Regions from separate parts of the Homo sapiens genome. Here region 1 is linked to region 2. A link is a loop called in an ENCODE intact Hi-C map of the cell type or tissue named here. Cell type or tissue: mammary epithelial cell. All regions are shown on one strand. Each heading gives the region's core, and the rest is flanking DNA. Links, peaks and the distances in the headings are about the cores only.

Region 1 (2,916 bases), core at 168-2,667, 96 kb before region 2:
TATAATGTATAGTGATATTGTATATCCATCATCTCAAGCATGTATCATTTATTTGTGTTGCGAACATTCAATATCCTCCTTCCAACTATTTGAAACTATATAAAATTGTTAATCACAGTCATCCTCCAATGCTGTAGAACATAAGAAATTCTATTTAGCTGTAATTTTGTATCCTTTAACAAAGGATCTGTTCCTAGCCCCCTTCCCCCTACCTCCCAACCCCTACTATCCTCTGTTCTGCTTTTTACTTCTTCTGAGTTCAACTTGTTTTAACTTCCACACAAATGTTTTTAAAACACGATGTACCTTGAGCTGCTAGGTATTGGTGCCATCAATGGGATTTGCTTGTCATTTACATTTCTGTGTGGTATGAACCTGGAGGAAGAACTGGAATATTTCTGTTTTTTTTTTTTTCTTCTGCATTCCCTTGTGCTCATCACGCTTCTCTAAGGAGATGAAGAGGAAGAAGTAGAGAACAGAGCAGAGGCGGAGAGAAGAGAGTTGTCCTGGCACTTCAGGAATCCTCCAAGAAAGCCAGGCATCTCTCTCATGTTCATAGCAAACAATAATTGGCGAAGAGGAGGCACTCAACACAGGTTTGTTACATTTGCTCAACAGCATGAAGGGTGGCCAAAAACTGAAAAGTGAATGATCTAAAACAGATGGGAAATGAATCCACCTCCCTCAGACCTACCCAAAACCCAACCCTACTCTTCCATTAGAAGACTGAAAACATCCATTTGAAAGTGCTGCCCTCAGATAGGATGAGGAAGAGCACAGAGTGACACGGAGAAATAAAAACCCTTAGAATTCTCCTCTCAAAAAGAGGTATTTTGCAGGGCATGGTGGCTCACACCTGTAATCCCAGCACTTTAGGAGTCCAAGGCAGATGGATTGTTGAGCTCAGTAGTTTGAGATCAGCCTGGGCAACAGGGTGAAACCCCATCATGTTAGCTGGGCATGGTGGTGTGTGCCTGTAGTCCCAGCTACTCAGGATACTGGAGTGGGAGGATTTCTTTAGCTGGGGGGTTCGAAGCTGCAGTGAGCCATCATGGTGCCATTGCACTCCAGACTGGGCAGCAGTCTGAGACCTTGTCTCAAAAAAAAAAAAAAAAAAAAAAGTATTAGCAAAAGCCCAACTCTTTGCATTCCTTCCAGTTCTTTCATCTGATTTTCCTGTTGCCCTTTGACCCAGGTTTATTGCTCTTTTACTCTAGGATATAACAACTATGAAGAAATTCCACTTCCAACATTGATTAACAGTGATTTTAAGAGCAAATAGTTGAGCTTACATTTAAAATTAAAAATTAATAAAAGAGAGAGCTCATTAATATCGATTGGAAAAATTAAACCTCCTCCTCCAGCTTGCATGACCTCAAATCTCTTTCCACCTCCTGGTTCTTCCATCCCAAAGGATTATGAGAAATGCAGCTGACCTGCACACTGTCACTGTTTTCCAAATGTTACTTGCAAATGAGTCACCGTATAATGCTTAGAACGAAACTGTGTTCTGATGGCAAATTTGGAATGTACTGCTAACTAAAAGTCAAGTTAGAACAAATACACGTCCCTTTTCTCACGTTGACAAAGCATTAATAAAAATGTTAGGGACATATTGTTCCTGATGCACCCAGGGAAGCCCTCCCACAAAGCATGTTCTGCTGCTTTAGTGCCTGCCCCAGAGCCTGGCACAGATCTGGGTGTCTACTTAAAACTAAACAAATGTGGATTATCTTGACCTGAGTGACCTTTTTTCAGGACCTGGGTCATAGAAAGTTTTGGATTCAGCCTCAGAATGCAGATTCCGTTCCTAACTTCCTGTGAGCAATACGTCCTTCAACAATCCCCTTTCCCTCCAACCTGAACTTTATTTTCCTCCTTAAAATTAGGAAGTTACATGAGATGATCCCTAAGGCCCTCACCTGCATTGTGTTTTTGTGATTCTGTGATACATCACAGAAGGCAACTTAGAAATGACAGAACAGGGCAGGCAGGAGAAGACAGAAGCGGGAACTAAAGACATTTCCTGCCATGGTGGTCTCAAGACTGCAGCAGACACTATACTCACAGCCCTATAGGACCCACAAAATAATAACTGGACTATAGAGGCACATGAGCTAAAACCCAGGCTTCTTTTGAAAGAGCACGTTGAGAGGGCAGCTATAGGAATTCTTGTCCAGGAGGCAGCAAAAACTGCACTCTTTTTCTGAACAAGTCAGTAAGACTTCCTTGTGAGGAGGACTGGGGGTGGTGGGCTGGGAATGGACCCATGAACTGTTGCGACCTCTCTGCAGCCACCATTCCTGGTCCAGCCTCTACCTTCCACCCGACTCCTCCTCCACGCGCAGGGCCAGAGCATGCGTACCCGACAAGCTCTGCCCTCCTGTGCCTCTCTTCTACAGGTGCCTGTGGGCGGGCTCGTGCATGGACAGTCCCAGCAATGCCACCGTGCCCTGTGGCTTTCTCCTTCAAGGCTTCTCCGAATTCCCGCACCTGAGACCCGTGCTCTTCCTTTTGCTGCTGGGGGTGCACCTGGCCACCCTGGGCGGGAACCTGCTCATCCTGGTGGCCGTGGCCTCGATGCCAAGCCGGCAGCCCATGCTGCTCTTCCTGTGCCAGCTGTCAGCCATCGAGCTGTGCTACACGCTGGTGGTGGTGCCCCGCTCCCTGGTCGACCTGAGCACGCCGGGGCCACCGCAGGGGCAGCCCTATCTCCTTCCTGAGCTGCGCCTTTCAGATGCAGATGTTTGTGGCTCTGGGCGGGGCCGAGTGCTTCCTGCTGGCCGCCATGGCCTATGACCGCTACGTGGCCATCTGCCACCCGTTGCGCTACGCGGCCGTGGTGACCCCCGGGCTGTGCGCGCGACTGGCTCTGGCCTGCTGCCTCAGGGGACTGGCGGTGTCCGTGGGGCTCAC
Region 2 (2,916 bases), core at 190-2,689:
CTGTATAATAGAGCCCTCCTTATGTGATTCCTATTCCCCTAACCCTGTTTTAATTTTTCTCCCAGTGTGTCTCACCATCTGAAGAATGCATTTTGTTATTTTTTTATGTACTGTCTGGCTCCTCCCCCTAGAATGTACACTCAGGGAGGGTGGGGTTTGGGTTTTTTTTTTTTTTTTCTATTTTGTTGTTTGCTGGTATATCCCCAGCACTTAGAACAGTGCCTGACTCATAATAAGATCTCAATAAATTTTTGTTGAATGAATGAATAAAAACTGCCTATTGAAGTCATTCTACTAGGCTCAACACAAAGGCCACCTTTTCCCATACAGTTCCTGTCAAAATTAGCCTCCTGTATTCCCTTGGCCACTTGCTTCTGCCTCCACCTTAGGGCTTACCTCTTTCACATGGTGCATCCCCCTCCCACAGAGGTGCTCCTGGAAGGTAAATGAGTCCATTTGCATGTGAAGAAGCTCAGTCTCAGAGAGGTTAAGAGAAATGTCCAAGGCCTTACACATAGGAGGCAGAGAGCTAGGAGTCTACAGAATCCAAAGGCCACTAAATACCCATTCCATTAACTCCTAGTGCTTCTCAAAAACAAACAAGAACTTTCTAAGCAAACACTCAGTACGGTGGGTATCAGGTTTTAATTTTGGTCTAATATTTAGTACTTCCCCAGAACTGTTGAAACAAAGAAGAAAGGAAGGAAGAAAGGAAGAGAGGGAGGGAGGGGAAAAGCTTCAGTCACTTCTTAATTGAGGCTCTGTTCAGACAACACAGCAGCTTCAGTGTAAGAAGACTTAATCAGAGCCAGGTGCGGTGGCTCACACCTGTAATCCCAGCACTTTGGGAGGCCGAGGCGGGCGGATCACCTGAGGTCGGCAGTTCATAGACCAGCCTGACCAGACCAGCCTGACCAACATAGAGAAACCCTGTCTCTACTAAAAATACAAAAAGGTAGCCAGGCATGGTGGCACATGCCTGTAATCCCAGCTACTTGGGAGGCTGAGGCAGGAGAATTGCTTGAACCTGGGAGGCGGAGGTTTCGGTGAGCCGAGACGGTGCCATTGCACTTCAGCCTGGGCAACAAGAGTGAAACTCCGTCTCAAAAAAAAAAAAAAAAAAGGATTGCTTAAAGCCAGGAGTTCAAGACCAGTCTGCCAACATAGTGAGAGCTCATCTCTTCAGAAAAAAAAAAGTTAGAGTGTAAGCATCTCTCTCTAGCTTACAACCTAACAGACACACTACAAACAGTGGGCACCATTTTTTTCCCAGCCAGCGCCTCCTAGGTGACTTGGTTTCTGGTTTTTTCATATGTATCCAAAGCAGAAAGCCCAAAAGTGAGGCAACATGGTGGCACACCCCACCCTCCCTTCCTCACCTGGTCAAAAGTCTATCATTACTGTGATGACTAGGTCAAGTTAAGAAAGCTACTTCCTAGCCTAAGGGCCTACCATCTTTATAATAGTAGGAATATATAAAAATCGCTGTCACTTTCATATCATGTTGATAAATATTCCCATGGTATTCTAAGATTTTATAAACAGAAATTATCTGTGGCTCTCACACCCAGAATTTGAAGATATAGGTGCAATTACCAAATTTTCCCACTAGGTGGCTCTCATAGTTTATGACCCATGGCCTGGATCGCCTAAACTCAGGGATAGATTTGGAAATGTGTACATTAATTTCTTAACAGAGGTGGTTGTTATCTATATGTTCAAATGTGTCTGTGTCTGGGTAAGTAGATTTATAATACTTTCAAACTAGAACTTGTTAGAAAAAGATATAAATTACCCTATTACGATCCCTTTATAAATAACTTCTTCAAAGCAAAATGTAAAAGAAATCCAATCTGTGCCCAATTAAGAGGTCCCATACTTATCAAATACTTCTTTTACAAGACAACAATATAATATTACCTCCTGACAACAGAACCAGTAACTTCAAATAGTAAGCATGGGTTATGCCGATCTTCTTCCCAACCCTCTGTAGAAGTTACAAGAACTCCTAGCCTAGCTAGAAATAAAACTGAATGTTTTTCAAATAAATTATGCTTGCTTAATGCAGAAGACAGAGCTGATAGTTTATTTCAGCCCTCTCTTCTCGCAGGCTAGCTAAATTAAAATGGACTTCAAGACATGGCTGATTTATCACTTTCTCTTTCCCTCCTGAGCTCCAACCAGTACACTTTTTGACAAGGACCAAGCTATCGCTGTGCTCCCGGGGGATTCCAGTATTTAACACTTGTCTCAACCTGTTCTTATTAAATTTCTGTCATGCCCCAGTTCACTGAGACACATTTGTTCTCTTCCTTTCCCTCCCTCACTTCTACCAGCCCAAGCATTAAGGCAGCGTATTAACTTCTCAGGTTAGCAACACTATCTTCTCAGGCAGTCAAGCAAACAAGTTCAGGTGGAAACACAATGATTTCTCATGAGACGCGCACAAATATCATCGTAAGATATTTGAGTCACAGCCACTTCACATGACTAACCCCTCCACATTTTCATTTCATGACTCAAGAAATCAAATGAAATATTAGAACAATTGGGAATGGTTTTATTTGTACTTTGGTATGAGATATGTGCGGAATGGGGGTAAGGAAGGTATTGAGATAAAGGCTTGTATCTGAATACACACTTGGATATAATGCACAACCCTGTGTGAATTCCCGTTTGACTCCCTTTTTCTCTCCCAACAGCTCCAGAAACGAGCCCATCTCACTCCCTGTGGCTGCTACCATCCACCCTTCAACTTCAGCTTCCCCTTCCACGTGTCCCATCACTAGAATGCAATGCAGGTTCACAGCTTGTCAACTACCTTCTTGTCTCTAAAACAAAGAGAATGATTTAGAGGATGTTAATACTGCAGAGATACATTTAAAAAAAATCAGCACAGGGAGAATTGCCATATGT

What was found. Peaks named below come from ENCODE experiments on the same cell type or tissue, not always from the same donor. Only the 100,000 strongest peaks of a DNase experiment are listed, where the experiment ranks them.
Region 1: a loop joins it to region 2, with 2.4 times the contacts of the local background. A loop is called at or near these places in 3 of 110 quality-filtered maps.

What each region holds. Positions count from the first base shown.
Region 1 is chr7:143,511,420-143,514,335 of GRCh38, reverse strand. The region is part of intron 3 of EPHA1-AS1 (EPHA1 antisense RNA 1); the gene reads right to left. It also overlaps the pseudogene OR10AC1. Among named protein-coding and RNA genes, the nearest start is that of TAS2R41, 35 kb to the right of the region's middle. In mammary epithelial cell, for the core only: no CTCF peak of the experiment used is centred there; a DNase peak (open chromatin) is centred at 1,535; H3K27ac peaks cover 1,197 bases.
Region 2 is chr7:143,415,452-143,418,367 of GRCh38, reverse strand. All of the region lies in intron 2 of EPHA1-AS1 (EPHA1 antisense RNA 1), which reads right to left. Among named protein-coding and RNA genes, the nearest start is that of EPHA1, 8.1 kb to the right of the region's middle. In mammary epithelial cell, for the core only: a CTCF peak has its summit at 1,616 (motif pointing right); a DNase peak (open chromatin) is centred at 2,377; H3K4me3 peaks cover 242 bases; H3K27ac peaks cover 1,048 bases.